4 separate regions of the Homo sapiens genome follow, and all the other regions are linked to region 3. The links are chromatin loops, found by intact Hi-C in ENCODE. Cell type or tissue: endothelial cell of umbilical vein. All regions are shown on one strand. Region 1 overlaps LNCSRLR (lncRNA sorafenib resistance in renal cell carcinoma associated). Region 2 has its middle 84 kb from the start of PLSCR4. Region 3 holds the start of PLSCR5-AS1 (PLSCR5 antisense RNA 1). Region 4 has its middle 190 kb from the start of ZIC4-AS1.

What was found. Hi-C counts contacts between places; a loop is a spot of excess contacts. Peaks named below come from ENCODE experiments on the same cell type or tissue, not always from the same donor. Only the 100,000 strongest peaks of a DNase experiment are listed, where the experiment ranks them.
Region 1: a loop joins it to region 3, with 4 times the contacts of the local background. A loop is called at or near these places in 9 of 110 quality-filtered maps.
Region 2: it touches region 3 in a loop (5-fold over the local background); 10 of 110 quality-filtered maps call a loop at or near these places.
Region 4: it touches region 3 in a loop (12-fold over the local background); 5 of 110 quality-filtered maps call a loop at or near these places.

Annotation. Positions count from the first base shown.
Region 1 is chr3:146,062,716-146,067,715 of GRCh38, reverse strand. LNCSRLR (lncRNA sorafenib resistance in renal cell carcinoma associated) reads left to right here. Exons shown (of 2, transcript NR_146297.1): 2 at 1,031-1,372. Among named protein-coding and RNA genes, the nearest start is that of LNCSRLR, 4.0 kb to the left of the region's middle. In endothelial cell of umbilical vein, a CTCF peak has its summit at 2,007 (motif pointing left); a DNase peak (open chromatin) is centred at 2,005.
Region 2 is chr3:146,332,302-146,337,301 of GRCh38, reverse strand. No RefSeq gene overlaps it. Among named protein-coding and RNA genes, the nearest start is that of PLSCR4, 84 kb to the right of the region's middle. In endothelial cell of umbilical vein, a CTCF peak has its summit at 2,988; a DNase peak (open chromatin) is centred at 2,941.
Region 3 is chr3:146,587,066-146,592,065 of GRCh38, reverse strand. PLSCR5 (phospholipid scramblase family member 5) reads left to right here. Exons shown (of 8, transcript NM_001085420.2): 5 at 185-346; 6 at 2,252-2,413. PLSCR5-AS1 (PLSCR5 antisense RNA 1) reads right to left here and starts at 2,464. Exons shown (of 2, transcript NR_046698.1): 1 at 2,278-2,464; 2 at 1,741-2,003. In endothelial cell of umbilical vein, a CTCF peak has its summit at 1,968 (motif pointing left); a DNase peak (open chromatin) is centred at 1,945.
Region 4 is chr3:147,189,718-147,194,717 of GRCh38, reverse strand. No RefSeq gene overlaps it. Among named protein-coding and RNA genes, the nearest start is that of ZIC4-AS1, 190 kb to the left of the region's middle. In endothelial cell of umbilical vein, a CTCF peak has its summit at 2,714 (motif pointing right); a DNase peak (open chromatin) is centred at 2,757.

The DNA of each region.
Region 1 (5,000 bases), 520 kb after region 3:
AACTAATTTGAATAAATGGAAGCATATGGATGTCAATAGTAACCGTGTGTGTGTGCGCATGTGTGTGTATGTGTATACATACATTACCAAGGTGCTTTAAATGCTCACCGTGGTAGAATTTTTTCTAATTCTTAATGCGCATAGGAATCAATATGAATATTTTCCTTAATATAGATACTTCAGTAGTCATCCAGTGCATTAATCTTCATTCTGCTTCATCTTTGAAAACACTAGTAATTTATCTGTATTGGTAACTTAACTAAGAGGTCAAATATCCTTCTATGGAATAGAAATGTGGAAAACAATGAACATATGAGTTGAGTGGTCCATCCTCGTCACAGAATCTCTTTATGTACTCACTTCTGTTTTCCTGTCTGACATACGTATGTCTTGATTTATTTGCTTTTTATGCCCTAAAGCCCATTTTACATGACATGCTGGTAACTTGTCATTCATTTGGAATTTGGAATGGTTATTCAACAGATGTCTTAAAGTTTCAGAAGAGCCCAGTAGAATTTTTAGTCATAATTGAGTCTGTGTAAATAACTCCCTCTGACTAGACTAGAGGTTAACTGTTGCGGAATATTGAAGTCTTCAAGACTTCATGAAAGCAGTGTATCAAACAGAACTGTTTGTTTTGTGGTCTTTTAGAATAGCAAGCCACAGCATTATTTAAGAATAATTATTAACAAAAAGCCATTGGGAAGAAAAATAGGGAAATGTATAAAACTTTTTAATGCAATGAGTTTTGGATTAAAATAGAAGTACACTAAGAAATAATGAGAAGAGAAAATTGTACATGTAGAAATGCTTTAAAAATGTGAAGTATTGCATAATTACATTATTTTGATAAAATAAATTAGACTGGGAATGTAAGTAAACAGGCTAGGGATTTGTGAACTTTATAAGTCTTAAATCTTTCTAATAGCATTTAAAAATGTACGCAACATCACTGTTCATCAGAGAAATGCCAATCAAAACTACAGTGAGATATTATCTCACCCTAATTAGAATGTCTTATATTCAAAAGACAGGCAATAACAAATGCTTGAGAGGATGTGGAGAAAAGGGACCCCTCCACATTGGGACCACTGCTGTTGAGAATGTAATTAATTACAACCACTATGGAGTACAGTTTGGAGGTTCCTCAAAAAAACTAAAAATGGAGCTGCCATATGATACAGCAATTCCAGTGCTTGATATATACCCAGAAGAAAAAGAAATCAGTGTGCCGAAGCAATATCTGCACTCCTGTGTTTGTTGCAGCACTGTTCACAATAGGTAAGATTTGGAGACAGCCTAAATGTCCATCCACAGATGTATGGATATATTTTTGTTTTATTCTTAATATATTAAAATAGATCAGGAAACATTCATTTGGAAAAGTGGTTTCATTCCTGACAGATATTATTGAAGTGGTGGTAATGTTTGTTTATTTAATAATTCAAGAGACGATGAGTTTAGCATGCTAGTCTATCTTCACTGAAATTTGGTTGACTCAAAATCTGAATACTCTCTTTTGAAAATTAGAAGTTTCTGCCTGTTTAACAATACAAAACACAAATAATCAACTGAAAGAATTATTTTAGAAGATATAATGGATGATCCTCTAGTCAATATTGGATAACAAAATAAGGATGTAATGTAACCATTACATTTTGTAATGGTTAATGAATTATTCTGTGATTAATTACAAAATAATTTTGAAAGACATTTTAACACTGGTTTAAAGTCACTAAATCTGGGATCGTGATGTGAAATGACAGAATAATTCTGCATCTACTGAAGACAATTTATATATGATAAAGCTCAATAACTGCTAAGTGAGAACTGGACAAATTAAATGATAGTTTTCTTCTGATAATTAATGTTTGGAGAATTGATTAATTTTAAATAGTGCATATTTGCAAGATGAGATTATCCTATTTTATTAAATTATTTTCGTCTGTATTTACATAGTTTTTGTATCTTACAAATCTTGCCAAATTGTGACATCACAGCTCCACCTTGTGGTCAAAATAGTTAGCTAAATTTAAAGCAAATGCAAGAGCTTTATAAAATCATGCTATCAAATTTTTTCCCAAAGGCTAATACTAATAAAATGATAAATATTGGATGCTTTTATTCAGGAATTATTTATATATTTTTAAGTATGATACAATACAACATTTTAAAAGGAAGAATTGTGACACCTTATTCTGAAATAAGGAGTAGCTAGCATATTTCTAGTTAATACTGTTGAAGTGATTTGTTTTCTGTTTTTATCTAATTTGTAAACTGCTAATCTATGTTCAATAGAGAATATTTACTTGGATTAATAATAAAATAAGCATAAGAGTAGTCAGATTCGACTACAACTGATAAAGCAATTTGTTTAGAGTAGATAAAATTACTTAATTTACATAATATTAAAACAACAGCTCCATAGGGTCCTATTGTAAAAACAAAATTTTAAAAATTGTTCTTTGTTAGGAAAAGGTCAATAGTAATTTTTCTTTATTATCAGTACGGAACTGGTAAGTGCAACAATGAGGACAAGAGTCTTGTAGTAAAATTTGGGTGATTCAGATACTGTGAAAGTTACAATCCTTGTTTTGACTTTTTGAAGATTAACAAAATTTATTCCTGCTGAAGTTATGCACTAAATTAGTTCTAATTTACTCCAGCTGTTGCACATTTACTTACTGACCACACAGCCACGCTGATCACCCTTTTCTTCCTTTGGGTCACTTAGTGTCTTGGCTGCTGGATGAAATCAAGGGGATCTTCAGCTAATGCTAGAGTGGCATCATTGATTTTCATATTGTCTCAGACAGCTTTCCCATTGACCTATGAGCCAAGAGGAGAGGGAATTTTAAAAATATGTGTTTTTGAAACGATTTTGTGCCTGTGATAGCAAGTCGACAAAGATGGTCCTCAATGAACCATGCCTCCCAGTACTCATACCATTGTGAACCCAGGTGGGTCCTTTGTAACCAATAGAATGCAGTAGAAGTGACTGCCTAATTTCCACATTGAGTTATGAGAAGCTTTGTGGTTTTGAGCTCTTGGAACATTTACTGTTAGGGCATTCTCTGTAGAATCCAGGTACCATGCTGTGCCCATGCCACATGGCAAGGCCATGTGCAAGCACTGTGGCCAACAGCTGAAACCAAGCTCCTGCATCAACTTCTACCACATGAGTGAATTATTTGGACATCAGTCCCAGACAAATCCCAGTTCAGATGAATATAGCTCCTGTCAACATCTGCCTGCAACCACATGTGAGACCCCTCAGCCAAGAAACACCCAGCTGAGCTAAGCAAACCCATACAGAACTATAAAAGATGATAATTTATTGAGTCACTAAGTTTCCACATGGTTTGTTACACAAAAATGGATAACTGAAACAGGATTAATTGCCTATAATGTATCTCTAATAGGCTTTCCTTCTCAGAGCACTTTGCATACTGGATTGTTACTTACCTTTCATTCTCCTCAATAAGGCCGTGGGCTCCTTGAGGGCAAGGACTGGGTCTTATTCCACCTTTTCAGTTTTAGCATATAGTCTGGCATATAGTAGGTATTTGTGTGTTAACTGGAAGTTGGTTTTATATCTGAAATTTTATTGTATTTGAATCAAAATGATCCCTGAGGGGGAATAGGTGTTTTGAATTTAAGAGGTAGCCAAAAAATAAACCTATGTGTACTGTAGTTGTGTGAAGTAAAGATGTGTGAAATATTGTACAGTTTGTCCCTGAATAAAGGAATATGTAGGTGGCCTCAAGTTGGATACAGTGATGCACTAAGACAGTATAAAAGGAAACTGCTATCACTGTTATCCTCAGCATTCTGGGCCAAAGGACTGAGAGAGGGAGGGTTCAGTTTATGAGTAATTTGCTTAGTGTATGCTTACTGTGTGTATTTGTATTAAACATTCAATAAGTGTTTCAAATTGAATTTACTTTTATACATCTTAAAGCAGTTTTCTAAAAGGTGCTTTAAAAAGTGTTATTTTATATAGTGACTACAAATTCTATATCTTATCCTCTAAGTTTAAACTAGAAAATAGTTCTAAAATAGAAATATGTGAAGACAGTGGATTTTCAAATGCCAAGGAAAGTGTAGCTTTGATATGTACTGACTCTGGAACTAGTGTTGTTACCCCAGTTACAGATTCGATTGCCCATTGGGTGTGGCCTTTCTTGGTTTTGACCAAATGTCATTTTAACATCTATTCAGTCTGGTCTTAAAAATGTGATAAATAATGGAATGAAAACTTTATAATTTCAGAATTATGGACCTGTAGGACTCTGTTCAAAATATGAATTATTTAGGAAAGTTATAACTGTGATGATGTCAGAAAAAATAGAACTTAGAACCTCTCTTGAGGTTCTTGTGAAGTCCTATTTTTTAATCAATATAGAGGAGCTATTTTTAAAATTGGTAAGTGAATTGCCCAATCTGAGATATTTAAAAGGTACCAAAGAGCAAATTTAAGTGCATAAAGTAATAAGAATTAAGAGGGAGCAATGAGATTCAGGAGTTATGATTAATTATATTTCAAGTAGGTATGTGGAGAATGAACATAAACACATCTAACTTGCCATCTAACTTGCCATTGATTAGAGGGGTTTCATCTAATTTGGGACATTTGTTTTGACATTAAATTTTCTAATCTATTATTTTTGGACAGAATATCATCTACACTGTATTCTAGACAGTTTCATCCTCCAATAGATTTTCTTGCAAATTTTTAATCCAATGTTACATTATTTTTTTAAGTTCTAAAATGAAGACAGAACAAGAATTACAGAACATGTACTTGTCTGTATTACATAATTAATTAGTGTCCTCTCTCAGATGCTTGTAGCCCTGAATCTTAATCTTCATTGAGGGTTTACTTTTGTTGACAGTTACATGTATAGCTAGCTGAATATACGTGGGCTTCCCAGATTTCCTACCTACCAATAGTTAGGTGGGATTATGGAACTGCTTTTGGCCAGTGGCCAATGAATGGA
Region 2 (5,000 bases), 250 kb after region 3:
GGTTATGGGTATAGGATTGCATTCTAAATTCTGGTAGTTATTTGGCTGGGAGCCCTTGGACATATGTAGTTTATTTTTTAAGGGTCTCCAGCTCAGTTACCTACCCCATGTTTACTGTCCAACCCTGAAATTGGGTAGTCCACCATACATCGTCTCTGCTGGGGCAAGGTGATGCATTACTGTAACCTGTATCTGGTTCAGGGCACAGATATTTATTTGCCTGCAAGAGCTGTCTCAGATTTTCTAAATTCCCACAAGGTAAAACTTGGCAGGCATTAAATTTTATACTCTGGGGTTCTACTGTTTTGGTCACATTAATTATCAACCTGATTGAGTAGGGAGGAGTCCCCTGCCAGTTTCCATTTTGATGTTTTGCTCTTTGTATAGTACTCCATCTTGGCCATATTAACTTCTAGAAATGGGGCTAGTCCATGTTTTCTTTCTAGATTTTTCTTAGAGTTAACTTTAAGGATTTCTTAGGTGACCAATGCACTTTCCAGTGATCTTTTTCCCTCCCTTCAAGGGTCTCTTTTACCAGTCCCTTGACTCAAGTATAGTGAGTCCACCCCCATTCAGCTGTTCGCATGGCAGTCTCAGTGGTCAGGAGCCCTTGATAGGGATCTTCCCACCTTTGGTGGAGCTTGTCCTCTTTCCAGCTCTTAATCAGCACCAAGTTGTCAGGCTGGGCGTGGTGAACCATGTGGTGAACTTAACTGCTGTAGCTGCCCCAGGTGTGCCTGCCTACCAGACACTTGACATTGAGTTTGAGTCAGAAGTCCTTTTAACCTAAGGGATGACAGGGTGGAGGATATAGCCAGTATATAATTTCTTAAAAATTAGTCCTTGGTAGCTTGGGTGACAGAGCGAGACTCTGTCTCAAAAAAAAAAAAAAAAAAAAAAAAAAAAATTAGTCCTTGGTTTCCATAGTAGGAAGATCTGTAGCCCTGCACAAATATGGGAGTCCATATAGTAAGTCATAGGGGGACAATCCCAAGTATTCTCTTGGGCCTAATCCTCAGGAGTGCTATTTGGAGATATTTGGTCCAAGGCATTTTAGTTTCTAAGATTAGTTTGGTGATACGCTTTTTGAGAGTTTGTTTCATTCTTTCTACCTTTCCAGAGAAGGAGGATGCCAAGGGGCATAATAATCCCATTTAATTTGTAAACCTTCCATAATTTCCCTTAACACCCTTAAGGTAAAGTGGCTCCCATTGTCTGAATCAATATTTTCCACCAGGCCAAATCTAGGTACAATCTGTTCTAATATTATTTTGACCACATTTCTGGCAGTGGCTGTTGGAAGGGGAAAGTCTTCCACCCAGCCAGAAAGGAGATCTACGATCACCAGTAAATACTTTAGTCTTCCAACTTTGGGCATTTCTGTGAAATCTACTTGAATGCTTTGAAATCGTCTTAGTCCAGGAGGTCTTCCTCCCATGGCCTGTTTTCTAATCACCTTTTTCTTCATCTTTTGACAAGTTACACAAGTTCCATATGCTTATTTAGTGAGGGTATAAATTCCTATACACACATAATTTCTAAGTATTGCATTACACAGAGGCTGGGGTCCCCAGTGACTCCCTTTGTATAATATAGACATTAGTTCTTTCATCAGGGGTTTACTGACACCAGCTGTCTCACACTGTCCACCTTTATCTCGGCCGTCTGCTCCAGTTCTGTGACTCCTGCTGCCCCTATTCCTGCAGCTGCACTCCCTGGTCTGCAAGGCCACATCTTAGTAACAAAGTTAGCCTTCAAAAGGCCTTGCCCTACTGGATCCTCCAGATCTAATCCAGAGTATTTTCTATCTGATCTCTGAGCCTCTGCAGGAATGCAGAGGGAGTTTCCTCTTTTTCTTGTTGAATTTCGAATGCCTTTGAGACATTTTGTGTTCAAGAGTGGACTCTTTGATCCCTTTAATTATTAGTTCCCTGAGGTTCTGCATTTGGGCCTGGTCCCTGGGATCATTATTATCCCATTTGGGTTCTACATTTGGAAATTTTTATTTGGCTGGCAACACTCCTTGCCCAGGAGGGTGTTGCCTCTCCCAGATAGTCATGACCACTCTCCTAATCATTTTCCTTTCTTCTCCTGTGAACAGGATATTCATGATGGACATCAATTCAGCCCAGGTGTAAAAGCCGGTCTTCTAAATAAAAGGGATCTTCTAGGAGTGGTTTCATTTCCTCTTGAAATTCCTAACTTCAGTACTTGTAAGAGGAGCATTTACAAAGACAATCCCTCCCCATCCCATGGGAACTTCCCTAAGAGGGAACATGCTAGATATCTGCTGTGTGGAAGGGATAGGGAAGTTCTCAATATCCCTCTTACACTATTCTAATTCTTTTCTTAAATTTGGATAAGGATTTAAGGGAGCAGTTGGTTCATCTCCCCCATGGTCTCCAGGTCACCTTCCTCTAACCCACCTGTTGCTCCTTGATATTCTTATGCCCAATTTTGTGAGACATAGGCAGGGGGCGAGCATGATAGGGGGTCCCAAGGCTTTTCAGTGGATGAGGGCTCTTTACTAGACTTTTCTTCTGCTTCTTCTTCTTTGAGGGGGAACATGGCAGCTAATTCCTTGATCCAGCAGAAAGCGTAACCTATCTCTTCTTGTGAGGATGCGGTTTTATCATTCATACAGAGAGTTAAAGTTTGGCACACCCAGTCTTCATCTGAGCCAAACTTAGGCCAAAAGACTGTAGGCTTATGAATGGGGTCTTTGGGCCAGATAAAACAGCAATACTTTATCATCTTTTGCTATTTCTTGTCCCTGGTTCGAGGGTTGTCCCTCAAACCTGCAACATGCTCCCCAAAGGACTATCCGGGGGAATGTCAGAGGGAGTCTCTTTGGCTCCCTCCTTCCTTTGTCTCTTAGGCCTAGAATTCCTGTTTCCCATTTTCAGTCTCTGTGTCTGAGCTTTTCCCTGTGTACTCAGCCCCCCCCACTGGAGGTTTCTTGCACACCCCAAGAATTGCTTTGTCCATGTCCAGCCGTGTTTCCCTTGCAGGAGAACAGAACTGCAGATTGGGACTCCGCACTCGCTTTGTATGCTGGATACATCTCAGTTACACACACTTAACCTCCAAAAATGCCCAACCACCATGGCACTACTTACAGTCCAATTTTCCTACTTCGGCTCATGCACGAAGTTGCCTGGTTGCTGTGGGGCTTGCTTTTCTCCCTGTGTCACTTCCGATGCCTCCTGAATAACAGTCTCAGTTTTGTCTGTGGCCTCTGTCGGGAGCCAGGTGCCCAGAAAGACCAGGTCACCTACATTGGGTGGGATATGTCTCCTTTCTCAGCTAGAGTCCCACTCCATGCAGGCACAGAGATCCCAGACGAGCCCTCAGATTTGTAGAAAACATGCTCACCCATCCAAACCCAAAGAATGGATTCAGAGGCACAAAGAACAGAGAAAGTGAGACTTTTAATAGCAGTCTTGCAAGATCAAGTGTCTGGTAGGCAGGCACACCTGGGGTAGCTACAGCAGGTAATTTATCTCCTAGCATGCAATTTATCTCCTAGCATGCAAGTCCCTCCCCTAGTTCCTAATGGGTCGAGTACTATGGTGTTACAATCTTCCCAGATGTCGCCTGAGTTTTATTATCCCCCTTATAAGGTTATACCTAAGTCCCCCTTCCCCGTTAAGTTTTGATTTCCCAATAATGAAACTTTCTTCTCTTTTATGGGCTGATCCCTCCTCTTCATTCTGTTCACTTATTATGACTTTCTAACAGAATGAGCCATGCGGTTTGTTACATCCGCAGGCTGGCTGCCAGTGCTAGATTTATCATGCCTTGAAAATGGACCATCTAAAATATTTTCTCACAATTATGAATTCTCAGAGGACAAACCTTTAGCACAGGCCCAGAGAGGCTTTCATTTACTTCTCATTTGCCAGTGGAAGAATGTTATCTATTCCACCCTTTATATTGGAATGTGTCCCTTTAAGGGTTCCCATTTTATTGGGGGTCTCTATTACAGTACCCTTCTTGCTCAAGCCCAAGCCCTCACAACTGCCTAGCCATGACTGGTAAATCAGATCCCCGTTCTAAGGAAGGTGGGCAACTCTTTCTCTTGCAGAAGCCAAAGACAGTGTTAGTCTTTTGTGTAACACTCAGATTTTTCAGATTGTTTCTTACTTTTTGGCCCCATGGATTTCTCTAAATTTCCTTGGAGCTCAACTTTGCATGCATATAGGTTTTAATTATGCTTAGCTCAGACTTTCAGGTTTTTACATGATATACTTTGCAACACTGTCAAATATGGATGTGACATAATTGTTAAAAACACATACAGATTTTAATGTAAGGAACACAGGAGAGAGAATGTTCTAACATCAACATAAAAATTAAAATAATGTTCTGGTTTTGAATTATGATTTTTGGCAATAATTTAAAAGGTACTCCTTCACTTTCTATTTGAAAAGACATGTATGATATTTATGTTATCATACTATAGAATTTCAAAACCTTTGAAAATGTTTATTTCCAGTACTGTTTCATTATCCCAGCCTACATCTTTCTCCCATGCTGGATGCTTCCTGCCCTTGAACGTCAGACTCCAAGTTCTCCAGTTTTGAGACTCAGACTGGCTCTCCTTGCTCCCCAAGCTTGCAGGCAACCTATTGTAGGACCTTGTGATTGTGTAAGTTAATACTTAATAAACTCCCCTTTATAATAAATAAATATGTGTATATATATTTATATATCCTGTTAGTTCTGTTCCTCTAGGGAAACCTGACTAATACTAATACAGGTAACCAATCATTAAATTATTATACTAGCAACTGTTTTGCAATCCAGGCACAGAAAAATTTATCTTGGAGAAATTACTGAAACTGATTTTCTTGAAAGTTTCAAAAACATGTTTTCTCAGTTGTCTTAGCTAACAGTAACTATTATTTGTTCTGTTTTTGTTAAAATCTAGGAAAAACAGATTTAAAAGATATGTTAGAAACTCTTGCTTATGCAAGGATGGGCAGATGAGAAACACC
Region 3 (5,000 bases):
TTTCTTTGTTTTCTGTAAAATATTTTATAAAATCTGTATCCTTAGAAGCAGGTATTTAGAATGATTTGTAGAATATCAAAATAATTTTATAACAGTATATTGTTTACAGGTAAATTGACATTATAGTAAAATTAAAATATGATAACCTAAGAAAATCTTATTTTATCATTATCTCTTCTTACAGTTAGAAATCCAAGCCCCTCCTGGTACTATAGTTGGTTACGTTACGCAGAAGTGGGACCCCTTTCTGCCTAAATTCACAATCCAAAATGCAAACAAAGAAGATATTTTGAAAATTGTTGGTCCTTGTGTGACATGTGGCTGTTTTGGCGATGTGGATTTTGAGGTACAATTGACAAAATGAAAGAAGTTTTCATTTAGGTCCTGATTTTTTTTTGCAACATAATTCAATTTTTTTATGTTCAAATTAATTTCATTTAAAATAAGTTCAGAAAATGACATATTTGTAATATAATGTAATCAGCCCATATTGTACATGCTAAGAATAGGAATATGTAAATCCAGAGATATAAAGTCCAAGGATTTTTTAAAAATAATATTACAAAATTTATCACCTTGGCCATCATATCTGTCATAGACCAGTGTAAGTATTATCCAAAGTAATATTAATAAATTTTACTATAATAAAAGCATGTTTAGCTAAATATAATTCTATGTGTTCTATGGACAAAGCTACTATATCTCTTTGATTAGAATAGTAAATGTGTTGCTATTTTAATGTGTGCAAGACTTTGAACATCAAAAATTTTTGGACACATAGCTTTGCCTTTTTAAGATAACCAATATTTCCTGATTTTGAAAATTAGCACTTCATTCTTGTTTCAGTATGTTTTATTTATGTAGAATCACAGGACACATGGCAATAAAGCCAATATATACAGTTTAGAATCACCTAAATTATGTATCTTCTTTCCTATGGGCCTTGAGATCACATATCCCAGTTTAGATCTCATTTCAGCAGCACGTTACATTAAAACAGCATTAACTCAAAAGCTGTGTTTCTAAGACTTGCTAAGTTAGTTTTGTAAAAAAAACAAAAAAAAAAAACAAAAAAAAACCTTATTCTCGTATTTGTATAAATTGAATATTTAAAAAATAGAAAGTTGTAAATTTGATCTGTAGCAATATAAACTATCTTAACAGGTTGTCCTGGACATACAACTTAGGTAGAGGAGACAGCCTAATTGAAAGTGTATATTTATTTTTCATCCATTCATACATAAATATCTCAGCAAGGGCATTTAGTTCTCAGGACTTCAGGAAACACTATGCACGTAGAATACAATGCAAATTTTGCAAACTGAGCTGTTCCAACTTCACCCTATCCCCAAAGGATTTGGCATGACTTTCCTACGAGTAATATGATTGAGGAGGACTTTAAACATAAGAGTTTTAGCATTCATGCTATAGAAATGTCCTAAGTAACCCTCTCTATTCTCTATCTTTTACTACCCTGAAAAAAGTGATAGTTTCTCTTGAATTACTTTCAGCATCAGGATGGGAAGCAGAATAAACAAACAAATAGCTGATAAAGTTGATTTGTGAACTCCTTCTAGCTGAGAAGGACTGATTGATGTCTAGTTGGTCTTAACTTCCTATATGGTACATTAACCAGGAGGATTTTTTTAATGTAAAAATAGGATTTAGGATTTGTTAGAAAGTATTGACCTAATAAATGTCTGAGTATAATATAAAAATGTGATTTAACAATGGCCAATAATATTTAAATGTTTTAATAATTATAAAATTTTAGCAACTGAAATTTGAAAGTTTACAAATTATGCCTAGAAATTAATTTAATTCCTTCTGAAATATTTTTTCAAACATATCTTCTTTTACATTTTTAAGATGGAGAATTCAGGTTTAAAATCTGGACCTCAAGTAAAGAAATCGCCTTCATGCTTAGATGATACAATTGAACTATGTACCTGCTGCCATCTTGTGGTGGCTGAGCCTTAATTATTTATCCTGATATTCTCCATCTGCATACAAAAAAGAAAAAGAATTATGATGGACTAGAAAACTGTCAAAAAAGCAAAGTTTCTAAAAAGTAAACTGAAAAGCTAAATTTACAAACCTATGCTTATATGATGGAATGAATAACATGGAATTGTCATTTTGAAGATGACAAATAAAATAATTCAAATCTCTCATGAAGTAAACACCCTCAGAAGTATAAAACCAACTTTTTTCACTGTCAAATTTAATACTCCTTATTTTCTTTCTAAAGGTGAAAACCATTAATGAAAAGCTTACAATTGGGAAGATTTCAAAGTACTGGTCAGGATTTGTAAATGATGTCTTCACAAATGCTGACAATTTCGGAATTCATGTTCCTGCAGATCTAGATGTAACAGTCAAAGCAGCAATGATCGGTGCCTGTTTTCTCTTTGTAAGTATGGGCTTTGAGAGCATGAGTGATTTGTTATTCTCCCTCTTGCTTGTTAATTACAATATAGCCTATCCCATTTACACAGTTTTTACCCCCAAAGAGTATATTTTATTCATAGAAGGATAGCTTAGGACCAATGTTCTTCAAAAATTAGAATTTAGAACCCTGCATTTCTGTTAGGCAGCCCCTCTTCAGTGATCTCATATCCCCTTTCTCAAAGATTGAAGTGTTATCACATCCTATTCATCATTTCTTTAAAACCTAGTTTCCCCTTGCTTTTACGTTCAATTTAGATTTTTGGCTTATTTTCACTTGAACTAAAAAATATGCAAACATAAATATCACATGATTTATCCTGGATAAAGTTCCAGACTGGTTCATTGCATAATAGTGAGCTAGATGATATTAAGAATGTTGCCTTCTCAGTGTGAACATAGACACATGAAATGATTTGATGAGTTAATAGGTACCAGTTGCCATTATTTCTAAGATACTATGTTCTTGTTATTACTTTCCAACTTACAATTATATTGAAAACCTTTTCTTCTTTGGTATATGGAGATTGGTGATAGAAGAACAGAAGTCAAATAATACCTGTATCAAAATGCTTGACCTATATCCTGTTCTTAGTTTTCCCTCTAATATTTACCTAATTTCCTACCATTTTCAATGCAGCCATAAAAACTTATGGAGTTTTTATTTGTTGATATATAAACACATGTATTTTCTATAAATACATGAAAAAGATGTGTATACACAGGCACACACATAAGTGATTAAAACAAACAGCATAAGAGTTGAGAGTAGGTTGCAGACATGATGCCTTTTCCCCTAATTATATTAGTGTGCATTTCCTAAAAACAAGGAATTTTTTTACACATCACAGTACTATTGTCAAAGTCAGGCACTAAACACTGATTCAATGCTATTATCTAATCTACAGACTTTATTCGGTTTGCACTGATTTGCATAATGATGTCCTTTCTGACAATAGAAAATCCAAGATCATGAAGTATGTCCATTTTGTCACATCTCATTTGTTTCTTTTCACCTGGAACTGTTCCTAAGGGGTGTGTGTGTGTGTATATGTGTGTGCATGAACATGTGCACATGCATGTGCATTTCCCTGAGTCTCATGACATTGGCATTTTTGTTTTTGTTTTATTTTTTGTTCTATTTTTTGAGATAGAGTCTCACTCTGTCACCCAGGCTGGAGTGCAGTGGCGCAATCTTGGCTCACCACAACCTCTGCCTCCCAGGTTCAAGCGATTCTCCTGCCTCAGCCTCCCGAGTAGCTGGGATTACAGGCATGTGCCACCATACCCGGCTAATTTTTTTGTATTTTTAGTAGAGATGGGGTTTCACTGTGTTAGCCAGGATGGTCTCGATCTTCTGACCTCGTGATCCACCCGCTTTGGCCTCCCAAAGTGCTGGGATTATAGGTGTGAGCCACCTTGCCCAGCCGACATTGGCATTTTTTAAGTGCATAAGCCAATTATTTTGTAAACTGTGGCCTAATTTCAGTTTGTGTCATGGTTAGATTCAGGTTATGCACTTTTGGTAATCATGAAATTTTTATAAAGCTTAAATTCCTTCTCATGTTTTATTGTTTTCTGGGGTTTCAGAATGCTAAATCTGATTGTTTACATTAATGCCCTATTTACTGAGTCTCTTCTAATGATATTTGGAAAATATATGAACTAAAAATTATTCCCTGATGACTTCACTGAAACTCAGAATTTAATACATAGATATATATGTATATATATATGCATATATACATATACATATACATATACAAGTATGTATATTAGGATTATTTCTCCAGGATTTCAGAGGAATTATTTTAACTTACCAGTCTCCTATTATTGGTAGAAGATGGAAGTAATATCTATAGAGTGCTAGGTTTTTAAACTTACTAAGTTGTCACTTACTCTCAACTCCCATTTTCATCTGCAAATCTAACCAGCTTAGTCCACCTTGCCTGTTGCCTAATGTCATCTCTTCCCTATTCTCCTCTATCCACTGGACAGTGCTTTTAACTTGTCACCCTTCCTTTGCTTACTGTTCCCATCTTTGATCATTCTGACTTCAACACCAACCCCTCCACACACACACCCTTTCCCCAAGATCTTCATTAGGCCTTTCTGATTAAGCCCCACACTTAACGTTAATATTTAGAAATAGATCCTTTTTAATCTGCCCTACTCACCTATTTTACATAACAAGCTGATAGTTAAAATGTACTGCCAAAATTGGAACTACAGTTCTCTGTATTTTAAACCTTATCAGTTTTTCTTATTGTTTCAGAAACCCTCTAAACATATGTTCTTCTTGAAAAAGCATGTATTTCTTAGTCCATATGCTTTGAGAGATTGATGAGATGTAGGTTCCGTAAAGGTTGATCTAGGTCATACTCAAAGTGTGGTGCAAAGTGCAAGCATCTGCACCACCTAGAAGCTCGCTCAAAGCAAAGAATCTCAGATCCCACCCCAGATGCATCAGGACCTGCACTTGAACAAGATGCCCAGGTGCTTCCTCTATGCACTATAAATTTAAGAAGCACTGATCTAGATAATACCCTAAT
Region 4 (5,000 bases), 600 kb before region 3:
AACATAAAAATTAATCATAAGGTTGAAAAGGTTTTTGCCAGCAAGGAAAGCCACTGACGTTAGCACTGTGAGAAGAAAAAGTCTAATTTTCATCTCATGACAGCTAATCTTTCCTACTCTGCTCCATCCCCAGCTGTAGGGGAGCCTTTAAATTACTGGGAGGGAGAAATTCCTCAAACTGATGAGTTATATTCTTCCTATGAAACTTACAGTTAAAAGCAGGACTGGCACTGAACAGTGCAAGATAGCTTGCATTTTGGGCAATGTTATTAACGAATCGTTAATTTTCACTTGAGCTGAAGTTTCATTTCGAGGAACATATTTAGGTAGAGGACCTTTAATATCTGGAAGATAAGGTCTCTCTGTGTATGGAACAATCAACCAAGAACTGTTCTGTTCATAACATTGCTTGAGTTAAATAGTATACTTTTCTATGTGATATTATGATCAGCCTATGGTCAGCAGGGGAGATTGGTGATTCCACCAACAGCACTGTGTTGATGGAGTCCACCGAGAATTGAATAAGTTACTATAGGTTATTTTTATTATAAAAATTACTGGGTTTGATCTTACCTGGAACTAACTTCCTTCTAGGCATAAACTGATTTCCAGAAAGGGTGAATTCATTATTTACATCAAAGTGACGATTTGAAACTTACTATTTCTGTTTACATAATATCTAGCTTATTCACTTGGAATAGATAATATGCTTATTCAAAGTGAAGTATTACTTGCATACAAAGAGTTAATTAAGTTTAGCAGAAATCAACTTGACCTACATTGAATAAAAAGAAAATAAATAATTATAAGGCTACTGGGAGGCTTCACAGACCCCAAGTGTGGAAATAAAGGTTGACTTCATAAAGGATTTGGAAACCCCCAAAGCTTTTTATCTCAAATCTTTGTCTGGCTTCCTTTTTTCCTCATGTATTTTACTTTTAATTATTGGAAAATCAATATGCTGTGCTTCTTAGTTCATATGATTAATATTGTTTTTAACTGGGTTATAAACTTACATATTATAAACCTAAAGTCTAAAATTAATGTCTCTTAGTTCCAGTTACACATTCTTACAAGATAGAGAAAGTCCAGGTTAGATTAGGTGTTTATTTTTTGTTCATTTGATTCTGCCCAGTGAACAACCATGACATGACTACACAAAGATTGGGTAGGAGGAACATCAAATAGGAGAGCCTCTAGGCAGTTTCATCAAGAGGTATCCATTACAAGGCATAAAAATCAAATCGCAATCAGGAACTGGCAAAACACAGACAAAAACAACAAATGAACAACAATTCCTTCCCCGAATAAAATTCTGCTCTACGATGATTACTTTGAAATGAAAGAACAATAGGTATGTTATTTCCACTGATTACAAAGTACCAGATGGTGAAGGTGTCTGGCCATGTAAATATAAATTTTCTTATTTAGTTATATTAATTTAGTTGTTATTAATATCATATTGCATAGTACCAGAATTGTATCTAACAATATCAAATATAATAATTGATAAGAATGGAATCCCAATTCAGATGAAATATGCATGATTTCTCTACAAAACATTACTGTGACCTTGTTGCTAATTCAGTTTGTTTATGTAATAACACATGTAAAGTGCTTAAGTTATTAGAAATTAGATAAAATCGTTTGACGTTATGATGTATGGTATTTTGTATTTATTTTATTAGGAATTATTATAAATCTTTTTTCTTCTAAAATTTTAGATTTGAAAAACAATGAACACCTAGCTGTAAATTAAGGGAGATCGTAACTATACATTTAAAAAATAAATTAAATTTAAAAATATGTGTAAGACTTAGTAGTCATTCTAGAATCAAATTGCCCCTGAGAAAATTTAGAAACCAATAGAATTCCATGATGAATATCCTAACACTAAGTTATTTATCTTTGCTCTACTACACTTAGCCTAGGACTAGTATGCAGATGATACTTATTAAAATTTTTCAAACAAAAATGAAACTAGGAAATACAATGATAGTGATGTCAGCAAGATGGTAGAATAGGAAGTTCCAGACCTTATACCTTCACAAAAATTCTGGCTTAACAACACATGGTCCAAAAGCCTTAAAGCCCTTAGGAGAACTCTAGAAACCAAGTAAAAAGTCTCAGTACCCCCAGGTGAGCTCTAAGGTAAGAATAGCAACATGGAAATGGGAAGAGAATGCATTTTATTTTACCCATGGTAAGCCTTCCCTCAAGTAAGTACAGCTCAGCACAATTGGAAGTAGACACCCAACTAACAGTTTCTTCCTTGGGAAGGAAGTAGAAGTAGACATATGTCTAACATTCTAGCGTTTGGGGGACTACCTGAGAAACTAGTTTCTGTCTCGTCTAATTGGGAATGTTAATGGGGAGTGCTAACTAGTTTCTGTCTCGTCTGATTGGGAGACCAAACCTAGGATGTGTGGAGGTCACTGAGAAAAAGAGAGAGCTTGGTGGCTTGCTGCAGTACCAGAGAAGCTGCAGTACCACAAAGAGATGCCAAAGAGATGCCAACACAGCTTGGCACAATCAGAAGAGAATATCCAGCTGTGGCTTCTCCCTTGGGTTGGAAAGTGAAGAGTGAAATGTGTGTCCAACATTATGTCTTTTCAGGGATTGCCTGGTGGACTGGTTCTGTCCCACCTGACTTGGGGTACTGATGGGACTGAACTACTTTGGATGCCTCAGGGCCACTGACAAGAGTTCAGGGGCTTGTTGCACCAGAGCACTTGCAGTACTGCAGATATACACAAGAGGGAGCAAGAAATTACAAGTTCCTGATAAAACAAGAAACTTCTCCCATTGGGAAATTATATGCATGATTCCCAGAAAAAGCTTGAGAGACCCTCAGGCTCTCTAATCAAGATGATTGGTGAAGGGTTTTCCCTATAAGAATCCAGACCATGAAAATTGAGAGAGGTGGCTGTTTTTTCAAGTGCACAAATTCCAGAAAATAATACCACGTACAAAGAAATAGGTAAAAATGACCCAACCGAAAGAACAAAATAAATCTCAAAAACCCACCTGAAAGAAAAGATGATGTATCAATTACCTGACAAACAATTCAAAATAATTGTTTTAAAGAAGCTGAATGAAGTATCAGAGGATACAGACAGAAAGCTAAACAATCAAGAAAATGATACATGAACAAAATTAGAACATTAACAAAGAAATAGAAACTAAAACACAGAACCAAGTTCTGTTTGTCAGTGACATGATCTTATATGTAGAAAATCCTAAAAATTTCAGAAAACCCCAAAACTGTCAGAAGTAATAAACACATTTGCAAAGTTATAGGGTACAAAACCAAAATGCAAAAAATTAATTCTGTTTGTATATAGTAATAATAATCTGCAAAAATTAAAAAAATTCAATAGCATCAAAAAGAATAAAACACTTAGAGATAAACTTAACCAAAGAGGCAAAAGATTTGTACACTGAAAACTAGAAAACAATGCTGAAAGAAATTTAAAAAGTCACACATAAATGGGAAAAAATTTCATGTTCATAGAGTGAAAGACTTAATATTGTTGAAATATCCACACTCTCCAAAGTAATCTACATATTCAAAATAATCCCTATCAAAATTTAAATTTCCATTTTTGTAGAAATAGAAAAAATACTACAATTAATATGAAATACCAAAGAAATCTAAATAGCCACAACAATTTTGAGAAATAAAAACAAAGCTAGAAGCCTCACACTTTATAATACAAAACATATTAGAAAGACACAGTAATCAAAACAGTATGGCACGTGCATAAAAACAGACATATAGACCAATGGAACAAAATAAAGACCCCAGAAAAAAATTTTTTATATATGGTCAAATAACCTTTGACAAAGCTTCCAAGAATACACAGTGGGGAAAGGATAGTCTCTTCAACAAATGCTATTGGGAAAATTGAATATTCATATGCAAAAGAATGAACTGGACCTTTACCCTACACAATATACAAGAGTTAACTCAAAATGGATTAAAGATCTAAACATAAGACCTAAAAATACAAAATTCGTAAAAGGAAACACGGGAGAATCTTCATAACATTGAATTTAACAATAATTTCTTGGATGTGACACCAAAAGCATAGGCAAAAAAAGCACAAAAATAGATAGATGAGACCAGGTCAAACTTAAAACCTTCTGGGCAACAAAGGAAATAATCAACAACATGAACAGTCAGTGTAAGGAATGGGAGAAAATATTTGCAAACCATATGTCTGATATGGTATTAATATCTAGAATATATAAACAACTTCTATAACTGAGCAATAAAATAACAAATACCCTAGTTAAAAAATAGACAAAGGACTTGAATAGACATTAAGAATATAGGTAAATGGCCAACAAAAATATGTAAAGATTCTTAACATCCCTAATTATCAGGGATATGCAAATCAAACCCACAATGAGTTATCACTTCACACCCTTTAGGAGGACCGTTATAAAAAAAATAGACCAACAGAAAATAACAAGTATGACAATGATGGGGAGAAATTGAAACCCTTGTACATTGTTGGTAAGAATGTAAAATGGTGCATTCATTTTACATTCTTGGAAACAGTATGGTGGTTCTTCATAAAAATTAAAAATACAATTACCACACCATCTAGCAATCTCACTCTGAGTATATATCCAAAAGAATTGAAATTAGCATCTCAATGATATATTTGCATATATGTGTATACATATATAATGGAATATTATTCAGGCTTAAAAAATAAAAAAATTCTGTCACATGAATTACTCTTGAAGACATTATGGTAGGTGAAATAAGCCAATCACAAAAAGATAAATTCTGTATGTTCCACTCATATGAGGTACCTAACATAGTCAAACTCTTAGCTAACATAGTCAGACTCTTAGAAACTAAGTAGAATGGTGGTTTTTAGTGGCTGGGTCAGGGGAAAAAGGAGAGTTATTCAGTAGGCATTGAGTTTAAGTTTTGCAAGATGAAAATTTTCTAGGACTCCATTGACCAACAATGTGCATATAGT